Linked DNA regions of Mus musculus: all the other regions are linked to region 1. The links are chromatin loops, found by intact Hi-C in ENCODE. Cell type or tissue: left cerebral cortex. All regions are shown on one strand. Region 1 holds the start of Ranbp2 (RAN binding protein 2). Region 2 has its middle 12 kb from the start of Lims1. Region 3 has its middle 20 kb from the start of Gm23058.

Region 1 (8,000 bases):
ACAAACCAAACAATGCCCGAAAAGGTTACTTGCTACCCCAATTAGAATAAGCCAGCTACCCTGTTGCCTAAATCTGCCCCTTACAAAGGTATAAAAAGTATGTTCTTTGTTCATTTGGGGTCTCTCCTCTGGCCTGCGTGCTGAGGCGGGGGGGGGGTCCCCCAACATGTTGGAATAATAAAAAAAAACCTCTTGTGGTTTGCAGTGATGGTGGTCTCTGTGGTCTTTGAGCAAGGGTCTTTTGATGAACTTCAACATAAGGACCATTCCTCTCTCTCTCTCCTCACTCTCTCCCTCTCCTTCTCTCTTTCTTCTCCCTCTCCCCCTCCCTCCCTCCCTCCCTCCCTCTCTCTGTGTATCTCTCTTCTCCCCTTCTCCCTCTCCCTCTCTCTCTTCTCCCTCTCTCCCTCTCTCTCCACGGATGACCATTCTCAATGACCCCCCCACATACACCATAGATCCTCTTCCCTTGAGAAGATTTCTCTTTTTCTGAGGCAGAACCCCTTCCTTTTAGCTCCAATATCCCCATACTGGGTGACCTGTGTCTCAGGGCATCTGCCCTGGTCTCTGACGGTCACGTGATAACCTGGTCAGCCAGTTTGTACCCCCATTCTTGCAAATGGTAAAAATAATAACCTTTTTCCTCCCCCATGGCCATTATTACATCTTTGTTAGTGCCTTCAGGCTCTCCAATGGGATGCCTCCTGGAGAACCTAAAGCCCCTAAAACTAATGCCTGATCTAAAGGCTTCCAGACTAGTACACCTTCACAGTCAGACTTGGCCCCAATGCCCACTAGAAAACTACTAAATAACCACCTAATGGCTTTTTTGATCCTGTGATTACAAGCAACCTGAACAGTTATTGCCAGCAATCCAGAAAATTGAAGGTTTTTTCTTACCTTCACACCAAATCTTCCCTTTGTTCTTTCTCTTCCCTTATGATCAACCACCCACATACATTTTATGAAAAATAACTGGATTTTAAAAAGGTGTAAACTTTATGCAAGGTCTGAGGATATAAAAGCTTAAGTTAGTAGGATCTAAAAAACACCTAAGCAAGGTGTGGTGGTGCATGCCTTTAATCCCAGCACTCGGGAAGCAGAGGCAGGCAGATTTCTGAGTTCAAGGCCAGCCTGGTCTACGAAGTGAGTTCCAGGACAGCCAGAGCTATACAGAGAAACCCTGTCTCAAAAAACAAAAACAAAAAACAAAAACAAAAACAAAAAAAATCTAAAAAATATTCGAGGGTCTAGGAAGGTGTTTTGAGGTCGATAATTGCAAGATATAAAGGTTGGAGGACATAAAAAACTTGGGTGGTGATTAAAAAAATGATTTAAGATACAAAAATACTTCAAATTTCTCCCCCTCACTATGCCACTGTTATACTAGGGCTTCAAAAGTTTGAATCCTAACATTAATTAATGGGGTTCTGACAAATTGCCTAACTCTAATAAAACATCCCACTATTTGATCCACTTTCATAATCACAAATTCAAAATTTTAGGTTTGCTTTGTCTTTTAACTATAGACTAAAGATATTTCTCAAGCTAAATCTATGTGATCAACTGTCATATTCACAACATCAAAAAATTTTTAACAGTTTTTTTAAAGATTTATTTATTTATTTATTTATTTATTATATGTAAGTACACTGTAGCTGTCTTCAGACACTCCAGAAGAGGGCATCAGATTTCGTTACAGATGGTTGTGAGCCACCATGTGGTTGCTGGGATTTGAACTCCTGACCTTCGGAAAAGCAGTCGGCGCTCTTAACCACTGAGCCATCTCGCCAACCCAACATCAAAATTTTAAGTTTCCTTTGTCTTTTAAATATAAACTTAAAAATGTTGAATTATGTTAAATGTGTGTGCATTCAGTCTTCTGGATAGAGGGGGAAAGCCCCTCTTGCCCCCCCTTTCTGTTTCATAGAAATTTTGTCTTTCCTGAGCTCACCTTAAAGATTGTTTAAGCTGTTAACAAATTTCTCTTTATTGTAAACTTAAAAAGATTCTTACAAGCTCCAGGAAACCCACTTGGATCTATTTTCATGGACCACACAGACTCCATCTGGATACGTATCCCTGCCAATCAATAGCAAGTTGCCACCTGCTGCCTATTCCAGAGGATAGGATTCCTCCCCTGCCCCCAACCACCAAGACCTAAGGGTTTTAAATGTATACCTAAGAAAAGGTTTTTCTTCTGAACCTACTTAACTTTATTTTCTGCCTCTAATATGTATATTTGTTTCAGCATCCTGCCACATCCAGGCATTTGCTCAAAATCTACACCCAGGACAGCTCCAGAGAAGCAACCCATAGATGCTCTGGTCTACCCTCCCAGATGCCTCTACTGGGCCTGTGCCTTTCTACCTGCCCATGGTCCCACAGACCCTGGACAGCAATGAAACACCCAGCTATCCCAAAACTTGGCCAGCATTCCCATCCCAATTTTCTTAGGTTTCCAAAAGACTCACTGTCTTAGTTAGGGTTTCTATTCCTGCACAAACATCATGACCAAGAAGCAAGTTGGGGAGGAAAGGGTTTATTTGGCTTACAATTCCATACTGCTGTTTATCACCAAGGAAGTCAGGACCGGAAACTCAAGCAGGTCAGAAAGCAGGACCTGATGCAGAGACCATGGAGGGATGTTCATTACTGGCTTGCTTCTCCTGGCTTGCTCAGCCTGCTCTTTTATAGAACCCAAGACTACCAGCCCAGAGATGGTCCCACCCACAAGGGGCCTTTCCCCCTTGATCACTAATTGAGAAAATGCCTTACAGTTGGATCTCATGGAGGTATTTCCTCAACTGAAGCTCCTTTCTCTGTGATAACTCCAGCTTGTGTCAGGTTGACACAAAACTAGCCAGTACACTCACCCATTGCCCCAGAGTCAGCAGGAAGTAGCTAAAGAATATGACATCCTACTCCTGACCCACCATCATCTCTAATTTCTCTTTTCAATTAAACCAAAATGGAGGAATGTTAGCATATCTTCTAGGCTTCATCCAACAGTTACCTGGCAATGGCCAGGTACAAGCCAGGAGTCAGGCATGTAAGGAATGTTCAAGCTTCTCTCTCTCTCTCTCTCTCTCTCTCTCTCTCTCTCTCTCTCTCTCTCTCTCTCTCTCCTCTCTTTATTTCCTCTTTCTCTCCATCTATGCTCTCTCTTCCTACATGTCCCCGGCCTGTCTCTTCCCTTCTTTCTCTCTTCCTCTCTTTCTTTTTCTGTCCTTCACTGTCTTCTTCTTTTCTCTGACTTTATTCTCTTCTCCAGACTCTGCTCCCTTCCAGGCCTCAAGTAAACTTCCTTTTATATACTAGGACTGTCCTATGGTTGACACCTCAGCGGGACCCCTCAACATGGGCTCACTAAGACACCCTCTCCTGCCACATCATACTGTGTTTATAAAGCACACAGCCTGGGAACACAGATTTAGGTTACCTCAAGCCCCATCACCCAACATGAAAAAGTTTTATAGAATAAAGAAAGTCATATAAATAAAGGTAAGCTTAACATATATCCTGATATATGAGAGATGTAGTAACAGTAAGGCGGAGAAGCTTTTTATAGTCCTATGACACTGCTGACATTTTGGGCTGTTTGCTGGTAGAAGCTGGTAGTCTGCTAAGTTAATAGATTCCAATGATTTTTAATCTATAGTTTACAGAATGTTAGTTCTGACACAGAGGTGAGCAAGATGCTGTTCTGGGACTAACCTAGTCCAAGGTAAGTGTATGCAAGGGCAAGGGGCACAGTAAAGAGACTGAAACGGCCACTCTTTGGGTAGACAAGGTAAAGTTTATTCCAAACAACAAAGGTTGTCTCTCTCAGGAAAAGCTGAGAGAAGGGAGATGGGGGAATATGTATCTGGGGAGGAGGGAAGCAAAGAGCCAGGATGCTGGCAAGGGGGCTTTGAATTGTATAACAAGTACTTGTAAGTATGGACTGGGGAGCCTGGGGGCTAGCGCAGAGCTGTAAATCCATTTCTGCCAGAGGTAAGGGAAATTACTCCTTTGGTAGATAGGAAACAGTTTCACAAGTTACTAAGGAATGCAGGCTTTTCCTAACCACTAGAAATCCTCCACAGTCCAGACTGAGTCTAAGTTAGATCCAATTTTGGAGTCAGTGGCATTTTTGGGGGATGGGTGGGGTACCCTTTGTATCTGACAATAAGGTATTTAACATCTGGAACTGCACCACTCTAACCTCTCCACTGCGGTTTTGATCAGTCTTTGCAGACAAAGGTTCTTTTCAGCAGTTGTCGTTTACGACAGTTTATTCACAATCTTGAGACTATTACTTAAAACTTTGTGTGTGTGTGTGTGTGTGTGTGTACATGAGGACGTGTGTGTGTGGGTTCTACGGGGGTCAGAACCCGGATTTAGATAGATGCCCTGGAACCGGCTGCTGAGAACTGAACTTCGGTCCTTCAGAGGACCAACAAGCACTCTTAACTGCGGAGCCATCTCTCTAGCACGAAGAGATTATTACTTTTAATATTCTAATATAATCTGTTCTGCTCATTGTTAAGTCACAAAACAGGCCCCTGAAGGCAATTGTTGCTGACAGCGTCCTAACGGCCGCCTCGATTCTTACCCAAACAGAAACCTAAAGTCATCATTTCTTAAAACCTCGTGAAGCCTGTTTCTGTTTGCCAGGAAAGCCACCACTTCCTCCTCTGCCCCTAACCGTCAACTACCCCGTGAGGTGCATCTCATCACGTAACGCTAATATTTCCACTCCGATTTATCTAAGCATAAAGACACTGTTCAACCAATATTAACCTTTATTCTGCTGAAACCGGAGGCAATGACGACGTTTGTCTCTTTAGAAGGAAATCAAGTGTTGACCAGATGCAGCACCCGAAAAGGTCGGATTTATTAGGGCACTGCCATTTTAGGTCCGCTTTGTGACGTAGCACCAGTGAAATCTATAAAGCCTTTCCCGGGGAAAGGGAGTTCGTCTCGATCGTTTGCGAAACGGTCACGTGGTCTGGAGCGCGGGCGTGGCGGGGTGACAGCGAGCAGGCGCTCCAGGCCGCAGCGCGGCGCACAGTGATGACGCGCGCCGCACGCCCTGTGCCCATCCGTTCGCGACGGAGCTGCGTCACCGGTGTTCGGCGCTCACCTCCTGGAGCCCGCAGTCGCTGTAGGCCCCAGGGCTGGTCTGCCGCTCCTGGGGAGCCTGGTCCGCGGCGCGATGAGGCGTAGCAAGGCCGACGTGGAGCGGTACATCGCCTCGGTGCAGGGCTCCGCCCCGTCGCCCCGAGAGGTAAGCGGGTCTGGTCCGGTGGCGGTGGCGCCGGTGTCATGGCTCCCGGCGGCCTCGGCTCCCCGCTGGAGTGGAGGCGGTCGCGGGCGGCGTGGCGCTGCTGAGCACCGGAGGCGTGGGGACTGCGGCCGCCAGCGTTTCCTCTTCATGGCTATCCGCGGGCCCACTCGGGCCTGGCTTCTTCGGCCTCCGCTCCGTAGGCCGTCGTGGGGCGCTCTGCGGGGTTCGCCCGCCCGCCCGCCCGGCGTCGTCGGTCTCCCGGATAGCTAGGCCCTGTCACGGCTGCCGTGTCTCGGGGGGAGGCTGACACCGCGCGGCGGTGGGCTTGCACGGTTGTGTGGGTGGCTCCACGGACGAAGCAGGGCGGGAAGGAAGGGCGCGTCAGCATAAACGACACGGAAGGCCCATAATTTAAGTCTTCTAGTGCTGTGCCCCGCTTCCCCAAACCCCTTTTGGAGGCTGCTAGTCGGAATTCCTTCTAGGCGGTAGTTGCAATACCTTAACATTTCTAACGTTATTTCGCAACGTGTTTTGTGTGTGTGTGTGTGTGTGTGTGTGTTTAAGATCATTAACGTTGTGTTTATTTTGGGTTCTTAAAGAGTGTTGGCCGGTGGAGAGAGATGTACAGAGGCTCTACAGTCAGTTATTTTTTGGGCGGGGGAGGGGTGTGTTGAACAATCAAGTTCTACCATTGGTAAACTAACTTGGTACAGTATAGACTCTTCATCAGTAAACGGCATTTTGACCTTGTTAGTGTTATTTAGTGTTACCGAGGATGATTCGTGTTAACATTTAGGGCAGACTTTGAGATACAAAGAGTCAGAGGGCTTCAATTTTTGTTTACAAACGCCCAATTCAGTTGTGTATATATATATATATATATATATATATATATATATATATTTTACATTCTGTCTCTGAGGGTTTTATGGTCATCTATATAAACCAAAGTTCATGAACATACAAGTCAAATGGCATAATTTTTGTTGTTGTTGTTGTTGTTACTTAAAGTCTCTTCTTTAGATGGCTTCTGCAGGTTAAATAATCCAGTCCAGCAAATCTACAACCCCTCCCCCAAAGCGATTTTAAAAGTCTCAAGTTCATTTAGTGCTGGTATGCCCAAAGTGGGAAATTTTACACCCAGTTTCCTCTGATGGATCAAAATCAGAATGCCATGGTACAAGAGTTATATGAAAGTGCTTTTGGGTTTCTGTCTATAAGGTGTACATTTTAGATAAATGTGTTTATATTAGATTTAGGATTTGTTACCAGGATATCTAACATGCTTGAAGATATTTAAAAATCTAAAAAAACAAGACCCTGAAATCTAAAAATGCCAAGCATTTCAGATAAAGCATACTAAAGTATCTAATACTATTGTATTAATTGTATGTAAATGTGTAAATGGTTGTTAAATTATGTTAGGAACCATTTCAAAGTCTCTACATATTCAAATATGACTTTTGAGTTGTTTTTCTTTGTTTTGAGACAGAGTTTCTATTATGTTCTGGAACTCACTGTGTAGATCAGGCTGGCCTCAAACTCACAGAGATCCACCTGCCTCTTCTTCCCAAGTTCTGGGATTGAAGGTGTGTGCCACCACATCCTGCTACTATTTTTTTTTTAATATTTATCGAAGGTTGGTTGGGTTGGTTATATTGATTTGGATAGTATGACAACTATAAGACATTTTTTGTTTTAACTAGTTCCATTGTTCAATTTTTTTTTTTTTTTTTCTTTTTGGACAGGGTTTCTCTGTATAGCTCTGGCTGTCCTGGAACTCATTTTGTAGACCAGGCTGGCCTCAAACTCAGAAATCCGCCGCCTGCCTCTGCCTCTGCCTCCCAAGTGCTGGGATTAAACGTGTACGCCATCATGTCCAGCTCAGTCATAATTCTTATTTCCAATTTTTTTTGTATTTTTAAAAAAGATGATGCTAAACGCGTTCTATTAAGAAATAATGCCACAGGCCCTTCTTTTCTGTGTTCCTGGTGACCTCTTTTTCTATTTATGAATTTGGTTATTTTTTATTTTTCATTTGTAGAATCTTATATTTGTCCTGTTAGTATATTTTTAAGGTCATCCATGTTGTAGCAGGTGTTGGGAGAATTATTCCTTATTAATTCCTTATTATTATTACTACTATTAATCTTTTCTTTTAAAGGTTTTATTTGTATTTATATGAGTACACTGTAACTGTTTTCAGGCACACCAGAAGAGGGCATCAGATTCTATTACAGATGGTTGTGAGCCACCATGTGGTTGCTGGGAATTGAACTCAGGACCTCTGGAAGAGCAGTCTGTTTTCTTAACTGCTGAGCCATCTCTCCAGCCCCTATTGTTATTCTTTAAATAGTTTTTCAGATGGGGTTTCTGTGTGTAGCCCTGGCTATCCTGGAACTAACTTTGTAGATCTGGCTAGTTTGAATTCAAGAGAGCAGCCTGCTTCTTCTGCTATAGTGGCATTGAGTGCTGGGATTAAAGGCGTGTGCTACCACTGCCCAGCTTTTTTGTGGGGAGCGGTGAGTGGCTGAATATTTTAATATTATAAGATAATTTTTAAGATATTTATAAGTTAACATTATAAGATTATATATTACCTTAGGTATGCTACATGTGGTTATTCATTCACTGTTGATTGACACTTAGGTTGTTTATATCTTTTGCCTAATACATATAATGCAACAAACATTGATATAAAAACATTTGAGTGCTTGCTCACCAATGT
Region 2 (8,000 bases), 63 kb before region 1:
AAGTAAATGTAGATACAACTCTAAAACCAAATATAACTAATGACTAATGGTTCATGCTGCCTAAACTCAAATGAAAATACTAAGACCTGTTAAAGTCTCTTTATATGAGCAAGTGTATAAGTCTGTGCTTTTGTATGTCGTGCCTGGAGATGATCTGTGCCTACAGAGCTGGTGGCGTTTCCGTTTCTGAATAAGAGAGCAGGGGCATTGCAACAGGAGCAGTAACAAAACTTTTTCTGAATATATTCGTGCTCAGAGTAATCAAGTATGCCAGGAGACTCCCACCACCACCACCACCACTCCGTTCCAGGAAGCAGCTTTGCCTGTCACATGGGAGTAAATATGCAATCACCACAGCAGTGTACAATTGGAGTCTTACCCTTTTGAATTACTTTTTAAATTTCTTTCTTCCCCCTTTTTTCCTAATATCTTATCTCTAAGTCTACCTTTTAAGAAATTTTAAATTTAGAGTTTAAAGGGTTTTTTTAGGTTTAAATTAAAATATGAAGAAATGGTTTCATTGTGGCATGTGTGTGTGTGTCCATTGTACTGTATTCTAATGTCTTCTCCCTCTCTGCTCTTCCACTTATTACACTGGTTGGTTCCTTCCTTTCCACAGATAGTCCCCACTTCTGAATCTGTTACTCTAACCTAAGATCTCTTCTTTCCCTCTTATGAACCTCTTAGTAGTTTGATGACACATGCATGAGTGGTGTGTGTGTGTGTGTGTGTGTATAAATAAATCTGGGCTGTCCCACATGTGAGAGAAAAACATAGGGTACATATCTTTCTGGATTGCTTTATTTTAACAGAATGATTTCCTATATTTCAGAGAAGATTTATAGATAGGTTATCTCTGAAAAAAAATCTTGTGGTCATTTGCTCTAATATACTAGATTAGTATTGGCCATCCTTAAAAGGGGTAAAAAATTGTGTACTTCTTCGTTTTGGCTTTTTGCTGTTTGTTTGTTTATATGTATGGTTTTATTTCTTAATTTTTGGGGGTTTGTTTGTTTGTTTCTGGAGACATGATCTTACTATGTAGCCCTGACTGGTCTTGAACTTATTCTTTAGGTTTGCCTCAGATTCCTCTTCTTGTCTCAGCTGCCCACCTTAGTGCTAGGATTACAGTTATAGACCACCACACCCAGCTTATCTACTTGCTTTGTAGTGCTGGGGGCCAAGTCCAGAGCCTCCTTTGCTACTGAGTAGCAGCTGCAGCCATAAATCACTGATGTGTGGTACAGCCAGCATAGATACCTGTTATTATTGATGGGACAGCTTTTCACTCCCATGTCATTTTACTAGTTTATTTGAACCATTCTCAGTGAGCGGTTCATCTTTTGGATGGTTGCAAGATCCTCACCTCTTTGAAAATGTGTCTTCTGTCCTGGTTGGTTTTATTGTCACCCTGATACAAGCTAAACTATTCTAGGGAGTCTCAGTTGAGAAAATTCTCCATCAGGTTGTCTATAGGCAGGTGTGTGTGTAGGGGGACATTTTCTTGATTCGTGATTGATATGGAAGGTCCCAGCTCATGGTGGATAGCACTACCCAGGACAGGCAGTCCTGAGTGTATAAGAAAGCAAACTGAGCAAGTCCTGAGGAGTAAGCCAGTAAGCAGCATGCCTCCATGGCCTCTGCCTCAGCTCCTGCTTCCTCGTTCCTACCTTTAGATTCCTGCCCACGTTTCCCTCAGTGGTAGAGTATGACCTGAGAGTTATGAGCAGGTAAAGCCCCTCCTCCCCAAGTTGCTTTTGGTCTTGGTATTTTATCATAGCAATAGAACTCCTAATTAGTACATCTGTGTCTGTTTTCCTATAGGAGTCATTGGACATTGTGCCAAGTTAGTTTTTATTAAATCTTGCTTTCTTATATTTGAATTGTGAAAGAGATTATTTTTACTAATGCTTGATTCAAAGTTCAAGTAAAAGGTCCTGTTAGGCAGCAGACTAAGTGCATTTGCTGTTTTGAACTAAAATCACTGATAGCAGTTCTGTATAAAGGCTTGAGTTTAATTTCAAGATTTGTTTGGGGTTTTGTTTGTTTTTTGTTTTGTTTTTGAGCCGATTTTTTTTTTTTTTTTTTTGGTTTTTCGAGACAGAGTTTCTCTGTATAGCCCTGGCTATCCTGGCACTCACTTTGTAGACCAGGCTGGCCTCGAACTCAGAAATCTGCCTGCTTCTGCCTCCCAAGTACTGGGATTAAAGGCATGCGCCACCACTGCCCGGCTTGAGACGAATTCTTGCACTTGTTATTTCACTATATCTTACCTAGAACTATGTAGATGAAGTTGGCCTTGGACCTACCATGATCCTCTGGCTCTTTCTGCCTCCTGAGTAGTGGAGTTACAGATGTGAGCTTCCATGCTCAGCTTCTTTTTGCAGTCTTTAAGTAATTAAATGTTAAGTGTGCACACAAATGTAACCCACATGGTGCCTGTCTATGTTCTAACTCAGTTACAAAATAACTGAAACAATTGTAATCCACCTGAGCTCCATAGTATTCTTTCCCCAGCCATTTGCTAGATTCTCTCTTGCACACCATTCTAATAGGTTTATGGTTGAGATGAGAACTGGGGGAACTGGATGCGAGCTGTCACCACTGCTATGGCAGCAGAGGACCAGGTGCTGTGAATAGAAGGAAGAAGCAATGTCCTCAAGGACTTAACCAGAATGGGCAGGAGAAAGCATGCTAAACAGAGTTCTTAGGACACTTGAGTCACTCTCCTGTCTTCTGCTAAATTATATATAAGAGCAAAAAGAAAGTCTGGTGACAAGGCTTGATTCTGCTGTTACGACTCAGGTCTACCTATTGTTGGATTTAATTTTTATGACTGGGAGAGGATAGTGGGGAGGGGGAAAAGAGAATGAGGTGTGGGACTGGAGAGATGGCTCAGCGGGTAAGAGCACTCACTGCTCTTCCGAAGCTCCTGAGTTCCCAGCAAGCACATGGTGGCTCACAGCCACCCGTAATGGGTTCTGACGCCCTCTTCTGGTGTGTCTGAAGTCAGCTACAGTGTATTTATGTCTAATGATAAAGAGTGCGCAGGGCTGACCAGAGCGAGCATAGGTCCTAAAATTCAATTCCCAACAACCACATGAAGGCTCACAACCATCTGTACAGCTACAGTGTGCTCGCATACATTAAGTAAATAAATAAATAAATAAATAGATTGATAGATAAATAAATCTTTTTTAAAAAGTGAGAATGAGGTGTGATATGTCATTTCATAAGAGCTTATTTCATAGCAGAAATATCTATAGACCATTGCATTGCCTTTTGCATAGTGTGCTTGGGGCTGATTTTCCCATGCACAGTGTCCTGATTACATCTTGGCAGTGGTGCTTCCTCATCTGCTGAAGCAAAGAGAACTCAGCGAAGACCTCAAGTTCCTCAGCTGTCCTCCTCTTATGTGTCCTTCTGAGAACTCTCTTTGACTGTTTCACTGAACTGTACTTTACTGAGCTACCCACTCCTCCCACCTCTTCCTAGTTTTCAGCAGCAAATATGGCTGTTTTAAGTTTCTAAGTGAGACAAGTTCCTCATGTTGGGTAAGGATCCTAAAAGTCTGAGAACTCTTCAACTATAGGATCCTGACCACAGGCTTCCTCTGTTGGTTTTAGTTCAACAGAGAAAAGAAAGTACCTGCTTTTTAAAGTGTGGTATCTAAAAAGAATAACTTCTTTAGTTCTATTTGTATGTATGTGCATGTCCCTGTGTGAATATATAGCCTGTGAGGGCAATGCCCATAGAAGCAAGAAGAGAGGATTGGATGCCCTGGATCTGGAGCTTGATGTGGGTGCTGGAGACTGAGCTCTGGTCCTCTACTCATCTAGAAAGGAGGACTCTTGTCAGGTTAGCTATCTTTATAGAAAACTGTCTCTCTCCAGGCCAGATCTTAGTAGATGCTGTTGGTGTAGCAATAGAATAGGATGAGCTGCCATGAGATAGCAAGTGTTCCAAGGGCTTAGGTAAGAGTTTCCTAGGGGAAGCTTACAACACATAACCATCTCCTACTTATATCTTGCAGAATTCTCCAAAGGTCTGGTTATCTGTGACTGCTCTCTGCAGGCCCAGAGAACCAAAGCCTGAGGCTTCTTTCCAGTGCCCTCTACTGACAACCCGAGTGCTGCTTTTAAAAGCTAAGATGTAGGGAGCCAGGGTTCAGCAATATTTCACTTCCCAACAGGATGTGAGTTGCCAGGATTATAGAATACCTCTGGGAAAGAGGGAAAGAATTGAATAAAGACCCTCATAACCATGTGACCTGGTTTCAGGGGACAGAACAAAGAGTATTTGAATCTTAACGAGACTGCAGCCCAGGCTGCAAACTGGCTGTCAGTGTAATTGCACCATCTGGTCAACATCAGACTCCTAGGGTCTTGTTATGTCCTTCCCACGCCATCTTTTATCACATTTATGGTAAAGAATCTGAGTTATGGCAGCTAAAATACTTATTGCCTTTCTCTGTGCGTCACAAAATGTAAAGCTCATGAAGGGAAGGTATCTTGTGACTTTGCAGAAAGGTTTTTCAGTTTCTCTGATGCTGGTAGATATATATTCTGTATCAAGAAAGTAGATGAAAATGAGAGATGCAGGGATATGAACAGGAAAGACCTTTGATTTGAATGAAGTGTTTTACTTCTGTCCTCTATACTGATATTTTCATGGTTCTCTTTTTTTCTTATCAGTGAAGTGGGGCTCAAATTAAGTTTAGTGAAGAATAAAAACTCCCACTAACTTCCTGTCACAGTGTAGCTGGCGGTTGTGTTCAGTGAGAAAGCTCTGCTGAGTCAGAACTAAAATAAGAATGTATCTTAGAGCCTGACAGGCGGCTGCTGCTGCTGCTGCTGCTTGGCACCATGGCCATATAAAGAGCTCCTGCCTGTGCCAAATGGTTTCCCTGGTAACTTGGGCATCTCTTAGGTCAACACAGCTAAAAATACCGTTATTCTATATTTGGAGCTTTCTCAAATGTGGCTTTGTATCTTTCTAAAAAGATGTTTGGAAGTAGGTGATAATATGTTAATTCATCATGATAGGAATAAAAGATGTTATGAGCAGTAAAGGAATCACTAGAGGACTAGTTTCTAGGAAAAATATTTTTAAAATCACAGCAAAGCCTCCTAACCTCTGAGGGAAATATAAAAAATTGTTTAAGTTGATCCAACACTCCAAATTTGTGTGGGGCTTCAGGAGTTCACTGCAGTGATTAGTTACGGGAGCTGTCTCTAAAGCACAATCATGCTAAAGACCTCTTGAGCTGTATGGGTGTCAGCAGGGGTGGTACCTGTCAACCTGTCAGTGTTGGCCCTCTGCCTCTTAGCAGAATGCTTGATGGAATATGGAGAGGGTGCTCAGTCATCCACCTTTAGACAGAGACAAGAGATCCAGCTTTGAGGCACTTGCATACAGAACACAGTGTTCGGTTTCTCTAAAGTCAGGCTAATTGAATGGGATATGGAGGTTCTAGCTGAGGAGAATAATAGTGATTCTTTGACAGTTATACATTTCCTCTAGAGGATATAAGGCATTGTTGGGTGACAGGGAAGTGCAAATCCAACTTACAAAATGAAATGTGCAGGCTACTCATCCTGCCCAGCCTACCAGTTGTTCACGACATTTCTCAGTGTTCTGCCATTAATGGTTATGATTTTCTCTACACATTTGGCAGCTCATCTCCTTTTCACAGTAGGTTACCAGTATGGTAAGGATGTGTCATCATAGAGAAAAGGCAGCTGTTTGGCATTGTGTTTTTGTGGAAAGGTAGGAAACGTAGGTGCTGTTACTTTCTCTGTACACAGTTTTCAGAATGTTACTGTCAGAGAGGGACATAAAGGAAGAGCATGAGCTTGATTTGTTTCTGTCTCTCTCTTCCACTCTCCCGACCTAGGGCGTCTTTTACACAATCACATCTTTTGCAGATAGGGTTTTGTTATGTGAATCACTTAGAGGTGCTTCGTGAGAAATAGACCCCAAAGTAAGCTATTGTTACTTGTTAAACTGGATAGGGTTGGGTAGCTGCAGTATTGATGTGCATTATTTAAGCCAGTTTGGGGCATTTCTGATGTTGTGGAGCTGGCACACATGGTTCTGTCACAGGTCCTTGGCAGCCCCTTGCTGCATCTTGCCTGATCTGAGTGGCCTCTCTATTCTGCAGACACCAGAGAGGAGTTCTTGCCGCACCTGATAGTAGCAGATTTGAATTATTGATTATGGGACAAAGTATCTACTAGTGTACTTCCTGACAAGTTTCCAGCCTATGGTCGGATAGCATCACACTCACTTCCTTTATGAATATCTCCTCAAATATCATAAGGTCAGCCACGTGCTACTATATAACTACGACATCAAAGCTACCTCCTTTATTTTACATGTTTTATTTCAGTGGTCAATTCTTAGGAACAGTTATATGTAAATAGCCTTATACCAGGCATCCTGGCATGGGGCATTGGTGGTGCAGGGTTGAAAACTGGTACTTTAATCCACACATTTCATATTTTCATGTTTTTAAATGATTTTTTAAACTTTCTCTCTGGGTTATAGTTAATATACAATAAAGTTGTGGGCAGCATTAGCACACATCTTTAGTCCTAATACCCAGGCGGATACAGTCGAATCTTAGTTGGATGCCAGCCTGGTCTGCAGAGTACATTCCAACAGAGAGCAACTCGGTCCTAACAAAACAAGCAAACAAAATGATACAGTAAAGTCAGAGTGCTCTTATTTCCTTTTAATAACCGTAGTAAACATCGTGGTAATACTAATACAGACGTAAATGTATGCATCGCTATTCAGCTTCAGCTCAGTTAAGAAAGCTTGTGTTAACCACTTTTTCACTCTTCTCCATGTGATGAATTTGTTTGCCTTACACAATTAAGAAGCAATTTTAAAAATAAGGCAAAAGGCATATTATCTGAAAATTCATCCATTTCTGCTTGAGCTTTGCCTACTTCCTTATTGTCTTGAAAGAAAACATATTACATTGTCCTACAAACTGGAAACGGGGAAGAGCTTTCCGTCTCCATTCTCTCACTTGCGTTGTTTTCAGTAGTCCCGGGAAAATCAGATGAAATTTTCCACTTAAGCCAAGTAGAGAATTACAGGGAAATAGTTCTGCCAAGTAGTAATGTAACTAGGCCATGTTAATTGATTTGAATACCCCATATGGCACCCAGATCTTTTGTAGCAATTGAAGAGGCTTCATCCTAGTGGTAGTTGCTGCTAAGTTCTTAGTTTCGTGATGGATTTAGAATAAATAAGCAGTTTCTAGCTCTCCCATTCCACAGTTATCACTCACTGTGGTGTGGGGATGGTTCCAGAGCACTTCTCTACACCTCCACCTCTGCTGTACCATCATGCCCATGGGATAGCAAAGCCTGTGGTTGCTTGGGCCCCTTAGAAAATGGCCTGGTCCTTGCATAAAATTTACCAAACTTTCATTTTAAATCATCTCTATACTATGCTACCTAATACAATGCAGAAGAATGAATGGATAGGTGGATGAATAATGACATGTTAAAGCTAAACTTTTACTATAAATTTGATTTCTTTTGCATTTGTGCTGATGTGTTTGCATGTTCATGGTGGGATGGTAAACATGTGTGCACAGATATGTGGAAGCCAATGGCCAACCTCAGAAGTTGTCATCCTTGGTTTTGTTTTCTTTCATATGTGTTTGCAAGTATGTATGCACATGGGTATAGAAGTGTTCATGTCTGAACATGCATGTGGAAACACAGGTTAATACGCGGCATCATCCTCGATTATTCTTTGAGATAGGGTCTCTCATTTAAGCCAGAGCTTGTTGATCTCCTGGACTCAATGGCCAGCTTGCCACGCACCCCTCCTTCTGTCCCTCCCCAATCCTCCCCCACCCGTGTGTGTGTGTGTGTGTGTGTGTGTGTGTGTGTGTGTGTGTGTGTTGAGACAGTGTCTCATAGCCCTGGCTGTCCTGGAATTTGCTACATGTACACCAAGTTGGCTTTGAACTTGCA
Region 3 (8,000 bases), 76 kb before region 1:
TGGATTGGGCTTATGATTTCAGAGGACTTAGTGTCTGTGATGGCAGAGCCAGAGCATGGCAGCAGAAACAGCTGAGAGCTCACATTTTGATCTATAAGCAGGAGACAGGGAGGAACACTGGAAGTGGCACCAATCTTCTGAAACCTCAAAGCCCTTCCTACTGGCTCTTCCCAGCAGTTCCACCAACTGGGGACCAAGCATTCAAATATATGAGCCTAGGGTGTGTGTGTGAGGGAATTCTTACTCAGACCACCACAAAGCACAACTTACAGGAATCCGTTCTCTTCTTCCTGGGTCCTAGGGAATCAAACTCAGGTCCTTAAGTTTCATACAAGTACCTTTACCTCACCAGCACTCCATGAGCTTTTGATGGCTGTTTTTGATGGCTGGTCCACTTGGATGTGTCTTATAAAGTTTGATAAAGGAAACTTTTACAGAGTTCAGAGGCATTGGCAACATTATCCACAGGTGGATCACATTTTTTGGTGATTTTTTTCCCCCCTGTTCTGGACAGTGTTTCTAATAGTTGATATTGCCTTCTTGTCTGTCTGTCTTTCCTTCCTTCCTTCTTTCTTTCCATCCTTCCTTCCTCTCTCTTGCCCCTCCCCTCTTTTTCTTTAAGACAGGGTCTCACTGTATAGCACTGGCTGACTTGGAATTCCCAGTGTATACCAGACTGGCCTCAAACTCACAGAAACCCACCCGTTTCTGTTCCCCACACTAGCGTTTTGTATGTTCTGGCCCTAGTTACTTTGCCCTTGAACCCACTGGCAATGGTACTGAATTGTTGGATCCGCAGCACTGGATCTCATGACAGAGCACTCCTGAGAGACCTTATTTAGGAAGACCTTATGCTTGACAAATAAATATAAGATGAATGAGTGTTGAAAATAATGTAAAACACTAATTTTGCTTTATTAAAGTATGTTTTTAAGATATTTTTATTCTTTTTTAGTTATGTTTAAGAGAGTGTATGTGCACATGAGTGCAGGTACCCATGAGGCCAGAGGTGTTGGCTCCCCTGGAGCTGGAGTTGCAAGTAGTTGTGAGTTGCCTGGCATGAGTATTAAGAACTAAAGTTGGTCCAGGGTAAGTGAAGTAAGTGCCGTCTCTCCAGCTCATAATGAGGTTTCTTTTTTGTTTTGGTTTGTTTTCATTATCTTATGAGATAAAAACTTAGGCTAAAAGAGGATTTGTCTCTATCAAATCCATAGTTAGTTATAAAACAAAATTATTTTTATTGCATATCACATAGAGAAACTAATGGGCTGAAATTGCACAGCTGTTCATATAGTTTATAGACCTTCTGGACCAGCATAAAAGATGCTGGTAATGAACCTTGGTTAATTACAGTTCTGCATAGATGCTGCTTTGTAGCTCCTGTTACTATAAGGAGAAGAAATAGATAATCCCTTAACACTAATGACCACTTCGATGGTTGGGTTTCAGTTAGGCTTCTTCCCCTCTTGTGCCTGAAGGGGGATGTCATTGTAACAGAATGCTGAAAACTGTAAGTTGACAAGTTAGATGAATATTTAGGCAAATTTTTAGTCTTACCATATTTACACTTGTGGAAGGTATTGTTCAAATCTACAGTTTTATAGACTCTGAAATTTCATGAAATACACTCTAAAACTATAGTTTGTATATCTTTCAAAATCTCAGGGGCTAGAGCAGTAGCTCAGCAGTTGAGAGCACTTATTGCTTGTCTTAGGTTTCTATTGCTGTGAAGAGAGACTATGACTACAGTAGCTCTTATAAAGGAAAGCATTCAGTTGGGGCTCACTTACAGTTTCAGAGGTTTTGTGCATTATAGTCTTGGTGGGAAACATGGCAGAGTGCAGACAGAGTATGGCAGAGTTCTGGAGGCAGAGTCAAGAGTACTGTATCTGTCAAAAAAACAAAACAAATGAAGAGTACTATATCTGGATTTGCAGGCAGCAAGGAGAAACTATGTCACACTGCCCAGACTTGAGTTTATAAGACCTCAAAGCCCACACCCAGTGACATACTTCCTCTAAGAAGGCCACACCTTCTAATAGAGCCATTCCCTATGGATCAAGCATTCACACACACAAACCACACATACACCACTCACTCTCTGGAAGTCGTTCCTATTCAAACCACCACATTGCTCTAACAAAGGACCCTGGTTTAATTTCTAACACCCACATGATGGTTTAAACCATCTGTAATTCCAATTCCAGGGAGTCTGACACCATCTTCTGGCTTCATGAGCACCAGGCATGCATGTGGTATAGGTTCATGCAGGCAAAACAAAATAAATAAATGAAATTTTAAATTCCACTTAGAAAATATGGAATACTAAGAGCAAAACATTTCAAAACTCTAAGGGAACAAGCAGGCTATCATGAGTTTGAGGCTAGTCTGAACTACATAGTATGATCCTGTCTCAGGAAAACAACTAAATACCAAATAGTGATACTACGTTGTTTTGAACACAGAAGGGAGCACAGGGTCCATAGAACAAGGGGGTTTGATTAGCCTATGAGATATCTAAAGGCTTCCTACTTTGCCCAAGATATAGTGGGGTGAGTAGGAGCTAACCCTGCTAGAATCCTTTTACTAGACTTACAGGCTGCATTGGAGAAACCAGGAAATGAGAGAAATAGTCTGTCCTAAGAACTGCCTGGAGTCAAGACCAAGGAGCCAGGAGCAGGCTCTGCTGGCACCAGATAACACACCTCATTTTCTTTGTTTATACTGTTATAAAGGCAGTGGAGCCAGGGAAAGGTTTTTAAGAAGGGTCAATAAGCAATCGACCTGCGTTTTAAAAGATCAGTTTGAATAGATTAGAAGATTGGTGGCTGGGAGAAATTTAGAGCAGGCAAGAGAAACTTTTCCCAAACAGCATTAGCCCACTGCTGAGCAGACAGATACCAAATGAACACCTGGTGAAGTTTAAAAGACCCACACTGGGAGTTGGAGGTGTTCAGAAAAGGGAGAAACAAATGTATATATAGGGAAGATCTGAAGAATTATCTGTAGGGTTTTGAAGGAATCTGTTTGTAACACTGTTATAAAATGTAGTACTCACATGCATTTTCTGTGAGAAACTTTTATCAGATTCACAAAAGGTCCCTGGCTCCCAGAAGATGAAAAGCTATGTGAAAAGCTTGGGTAGTAGTCAGCCTGAGAGAAGAATGGTCTTGCACAGCAGTAGAACTTTGTATTTAATCATTCCAGTCAGGAGCTTAAATTAAAACTACACAAGAAACTGTCAGCATGGATGGCAGCGGTTGGTATTACTTTAGAGCGGATTGATATTTCATGCCTGATCCAACAAGAATCTAGGAAGCTAGGAAGGACAGAATGGTATGGAAAGTTGTAATGAGGCTCATGCAACAAACAGCGCAGGTGGAAAACTCTGGCTGGAGCAGCTGGCGGGGACCATTGTTCTCTCTAGCCAGTAGGAGCAGGAGAGAGTTAGGAATTTTATGAAGTGATCACTATTACAAGTGTTCAAGGAAAGGTTAGGAATCCTACACTGAATGCAAGGCTGAAATGGCAGTCAGAATCTTGAGAATGCAGAAATGGAAAGCTTTCTATTTAGAGTCACGTGGGGAAGTCTAGACCTCTCTGCACTGTAAAAAGTATGCAAAGACGATAACTTGAAACTGAAAACCTTTGAATTATATCTGAACAGAAAACTTAGGCACAGTTGGTAACTATTTTTCAATGGGAAAGTGTATTTGAAGGGAAAAAAAGAACTAGGGTCTGAAGATATGCAGCTCAGGTCTGAGGGATGGGGCTGGTAAAAAGCTTGATTAACATACAAGAATACCCAGCATTGTATAAACCAGGCAACCAGGAGTAGTTGGTGTATGCACACCCATAATCCTAGCACCTGCAGGTGGAGATGGGGGATAAGGCATTCAGAAACATCTTTGCCTACCTAATGAGTTTAGGGCCAGTCTGAGATACATGAGACCCTGTCTTCAAAAATAAAAGGGGGCTGGCTGGGCATGATGGTGCACACCTTTAATCCCTGCAGTTTCGAGGTAGAGGCAGGCAGGTCTCTTGAGATTGAAACCAGCTTGGTCTATATAGCAAGTTCAAGCCCATAAGGCCAACATAGTACAAGACCCTGTCTCCAGAAACAAAGCAACAACAATTTTTTTAAAAGACCCAAGATCTTCTGTGTTCTACTGTATTATACACTCTACTGTGCACTGGAGGTAGGGCTGTGATCCTACCTGGTACTGGTGTAGGGCCAGTGTATTTTTCCGAAGTTTGTGATCTCTGTTGGTGCCTGTGTGTTCTTATCTAGCTCCCTTTCCAGTGTGTCGGACCTCAGTATGCTTCTGCACAGGTCGAGGAGAAGATAAAGCTCCCCTCCCCTCCCCTCCCCTCCCCTCCCCTCCCCTCCCCTCCCCTCCCCTCCCCTCCCCTGTCTCCCTCTCTTCCTTTCTGTCCATCTGTCTTCATGAAGACAATGGCTTAAAGAGTCTTCAGCAATGGCTCAGAATTTCATTTTATTCTTTGTAGCAGTTTCATTGCAGCATAAGCATTGACTTATTAAAATTCCTACTTGTCAGCCCAGCCATTTGAAAAGTCAGAGGGCAGCAATTGTCATAGCTTGTTTGTTACAGAGCTTGGAACTGGTCTTTTTGTGACTGTCTTCACATCCTTTTAACCACAGACTCTTCATACAAGATCCATCCCACACAGTTCTGTTTCCTGTGTCAGTAGCTTTCAACAAGCTGTTTCCTTGTTGGCAGGGTTGCATCAGTTTAAAACAAAGCCAAACACCCACCTCTTTTAAAAGTAATGCTACTGGCTACATTATGCTGTTGAAACACATCTTGTTTCTTAGTGCCTGGTATTGAACCCAGGGCCTTGTACATGCTAACCAAACACTCTTCAATGAACTATACTCTCAAGTCCTTTTCTGTATTCTTGTTGAGAGCAGTCTAAAAGGAAAAGAACAGTACAAAGTGTTCAAAGAGAAATTTTCTAGAACCATGAATCAAGCTTTTGGCTAAGAAATAGCCAGCAGCCTGCCTGTATTTGTGCTGTGGTGTATGTCCTGAGAGGGACTTAATTGGTCTGGTGGGTGGCACCCTGCCTGATGTACTGTTTACATTATTGGAGCAGGTGACACAGCATTTCCCATGTCCTCTGTGATCTGCAACCCCTTCACCTTGCTTCCCAAGATCAAATGCATAGATAAATATTGGCATTTATAGGCTGACAACCTGGAGATAAATGTTACCCTGCAGAGGAGGCTGTGTAAGTTGGGGGTTATTCAGCAAGAATAGACATAGAATCTGAAAATCATTTAACAGAATTTAGCAGAAGAAACACTCTTCCTCCCATTTATGAATTTTTAGTAATATTTACTGGGGAGGGGGTGGCCTAGACACCATCTTCTCTTCTAAGGAGGATTCAGAATGCTGAGAGAGGAAGGAATTGGACTGTTTCCTTTGGAATTCTGACTCCCCTCCAACCCCCAGGGAAAATGTCCCAAAGAGCTCCTGATGACCAGGCATTTCTTTATACTGACAGCTGTCTGAAATGTTAATGGATTTCCTGGCAAATAAAACAGGGCAGACCCTCCTTTAAGCATTACTTTGCTAGAGCTTTTCCCCAACTTTAATTCAGAAGACTCTTAGAGAGATTTTATAAAGGAATTGCTGTCATTGTTCATAAGAAATTTGCTTATTGGTGACCACGTGGGCCAGTGTGGGTCACTGACTCCCCCTCCCCTAGGTACAGGGCCCAGAGATAAGGCAAGTCATGTCTTGCTGGGGAGGGTGTGTACAACAAGAAACAGGAAGCTGTGTTTCAGCCGACTGGCCTGGCCTGCTTTGCCTGGAGCTTTCTAACCCAGAGTCAGGTGTGCTGAGGTCCTTCGGCAGAGGACACTGCCTTTCTGAGCTGGCAACGCTCGCTCGCCTAGCACAAGTATCCTTAATTGCTGTGCAGAGAAAACTATGACCACACTACAGCTTAAGGAGCTTTCACAGTCGGGCCTCTACCGGAGAAGGCGAGAGCGTCCTGAGAGTCTGAGAGTCAATGGGCACGCAGAGGAAGAGCTGAGGTGAGTGCAGGGTTGGCTAAGGGTCAAGGTTCCTCTCGGTTGTAGCGATTGTGATTATAGCGGGATTCACAGCCTAGTGGATCCCTGTTCTTTGGGTAGGAGCCTCTTGTGGCCCTGGAGCCTGTTCCCACTCTCCTCAGCTCTTCTCCACACCTGGGCTCCTGGTGCATCTCTAAATGCAGCTCCAGACTAGCTTCTCAACGGGAAGGAATTGATTTTCCCTGGGGGCTAGAGCTAGCAGTTTGGGTTTATCAGAGCAGATTTTTGTGAGAAATTAGACTTTGAGTATGTGTCAGGTAGTTTGTAGTATTTGGTGTGGGGGCTGGGTAGGGTTCCTAAGGTTGTTATTGAAGTGATGTAACAAAGAAATGTTGTGGAACTACTGAATATAGTTTAGCAGTGATGGACATCAAAAATCTGGAGAACAAGTTAGCAAAAGATTAGTTGTTTTGGGTTTCAACTTTAATTTATCTAAAACCAACATTTTTTAGTTTTTTGCTGTAACTGCCAAGAAGTTATTTTAGATTTGGTATTCTGAAAGTCGCTACTGCATTAAGCCCCATGTTACTGTGAAAGAGGATTTGGCTTTTCGTTTTTCCTTTCCTTTCCTTTCCTTTCCTTTCCTTTCCTTTTCTTTCTTTCTTTCTTTTTTTTTTTTTGGCGCGGGGGGGGGGGGGGGACGGGGGGGGGGGCGGGGGGCGGGGGAGGGAGATAGGAAGTGTTCCTGTTTTCCTGCTGACAGAAAGCTGCAGTAAAAAGAAGCATTTGGAAAATATAATTTTCTGTATCTAGTGTAATTTATTCTTGAATTAGAGTATCTGAATATTCTGACCAGATGGCCGCGTGATATCTATACCTTGCATTTGTTCTCTGTTGACATGGAAGAAATTGACAAGCTTTTAAAACGTGTGTCTCATTATGGTCAGCTATGTCACGAGACCTGTACTTTCAGAGAGAAATGCCTATTTGAAAATTATTGACTTTCTCCAATTTTTGATGATCCTGATAACAAAAGAACTGTTGTCAATGCTGGCAAGTGTCCATGCATGCCTTCTTACGGTGTAAAGTGACTTGGCAACATTTACTGTATTCACTTGGAAATCACTGGATTCAACAGAATGTAAAGGCTTCTGAGTTTGAAGTGTTACACATTTGACTTGTAATCTCTCCCTGTGAGAGGAGCAGTCCAAACCCAGGCCCTCATACATGCTAGGCAAGAACGCCCAACCTACAAGCCCTGTCACAGGCCAGATTTTTGCACTCAGAATTCAAGAGAGAAGTTAGCAAACAAACAAATAGTTGTAATTTCAGATTGGGTTTTCTTAGAATTTCCTGTTTTAAAAATTCAAGATCTGTAAAATATTTTAAACTGTTTTATACTTATTTTCAGACCTAAAATACTTATGTAATATAAGAGGTAGTTCATTTATATAATTATAGTGATCTTTAAAACAACTAGAATTGTTTTGTTTGTTTGTTTGTTTTGGTTTCTCGAGACGGGGTTTCTCTGTGTAGTCCTGGCTGTCCTGGAACTCAGAAATCCGCTTGCCTTTACCACCCAAGTGCTGGGATTTTTATCCCCTAGAATTTAAATGTAGAAAAAAAAATGCTGTCTGTTCCAATGAATTAAAGAAAAATATTTTTTCTACCCATTTTGGTTATGTAGCTCCTTGGTGATGATAACAGTGGTTTGTGTTTCTGCTGTTCTTGTCTCCTAATACTGGGAAAAGCACTTTCCATATTGACTGTGCAGTTAAAACAGAAAAAGTAGGTAAGGTAGACTTTTTAATGAGTTTAGAGAGATAGGATTTACCACTCGTTGTATTGTAGTATTAGTTAAGAAGAATTAGGAGAGTAATGAAGTTAGGTGTCCCAAGTTTCAGCACCTCAGATCTTCTAAAGGAGAATAAAAACAAGCGCCAACAGTATGTGCCAT

Evidence for each region. Hi-C counts contacts between places; a loop is a spot of excess contacts. Peaks named below come from ENCODE experiments on the same cell type or tissue, not always from the same donor. Only the 100,000 strongest peaks of a DNase experiment are listed, where the experiment ranks them.
Region 2: it touches region 1 in a loop (6-fold over the local background); 6 of 42 quality-filtered maps call a loop at or near these places.
Region 3: a loop joins it to region 1, with 4 times the contacts of the local background. A loop is called at or near these places in 14 of 42 quality-filtered maps.

The regions. Positions count from the first base shown.
Region 1 is chr10:58,441,780-58,449,779 of GRCm38, forward strand. It overlaps Ranbp2 (RAN binding protein 2), which reads left to right and starts at 5,073. Exons shown (of 29, transcript NM_011240.3): 1 at 5,073-5,272. The coding sequence starts at 5,201. In left cerebral cortex, a CTCF peak has its summit at 7,481 (motif pointing right); DNase peaks (open chromatin) are centred at 4,106, 4,411, 5,028, 5,590 and 1 more place; H3K4me3 peaks cover 2,546 bases; H3K27ac peaks cover 1,861 bases.
Region 2 is chr10:58,378,685-58,386,684 of GRCm38, forward strand. It overlaps a transcript of Lims1 not described here. Among named protein-coding and RNA genes, the nearest start is that of Lims1, 12 kb to the right of the region's middle. In left cerebral cortex, a CTCF peak has its summit at 4,116 (motif pointing left); DNase peaks (open chromatin) are centred at 114, 3,486, 4,137, 4,411 and 4 more places; H3K27ac peaks cover 6,015 bases.
Region 3 is chr10:58,365,636-58,373,635 of GRCm38, forward strand. It overlaps a transcript of Lims1 not described here. Among named protein-coding and RNA genes, the nearest start is that of Gm23058, 20 kb to the left of the region's middle. In left cerebral cortex, a CTCF peak has its summit at 3,437; DNase peaks (open chromatin) are centred at 4,719, 5,994, 6,157 and 7,095; H3K4me3 peaks cover 373 bases; H3K27ac peaks cover 4,374 bases.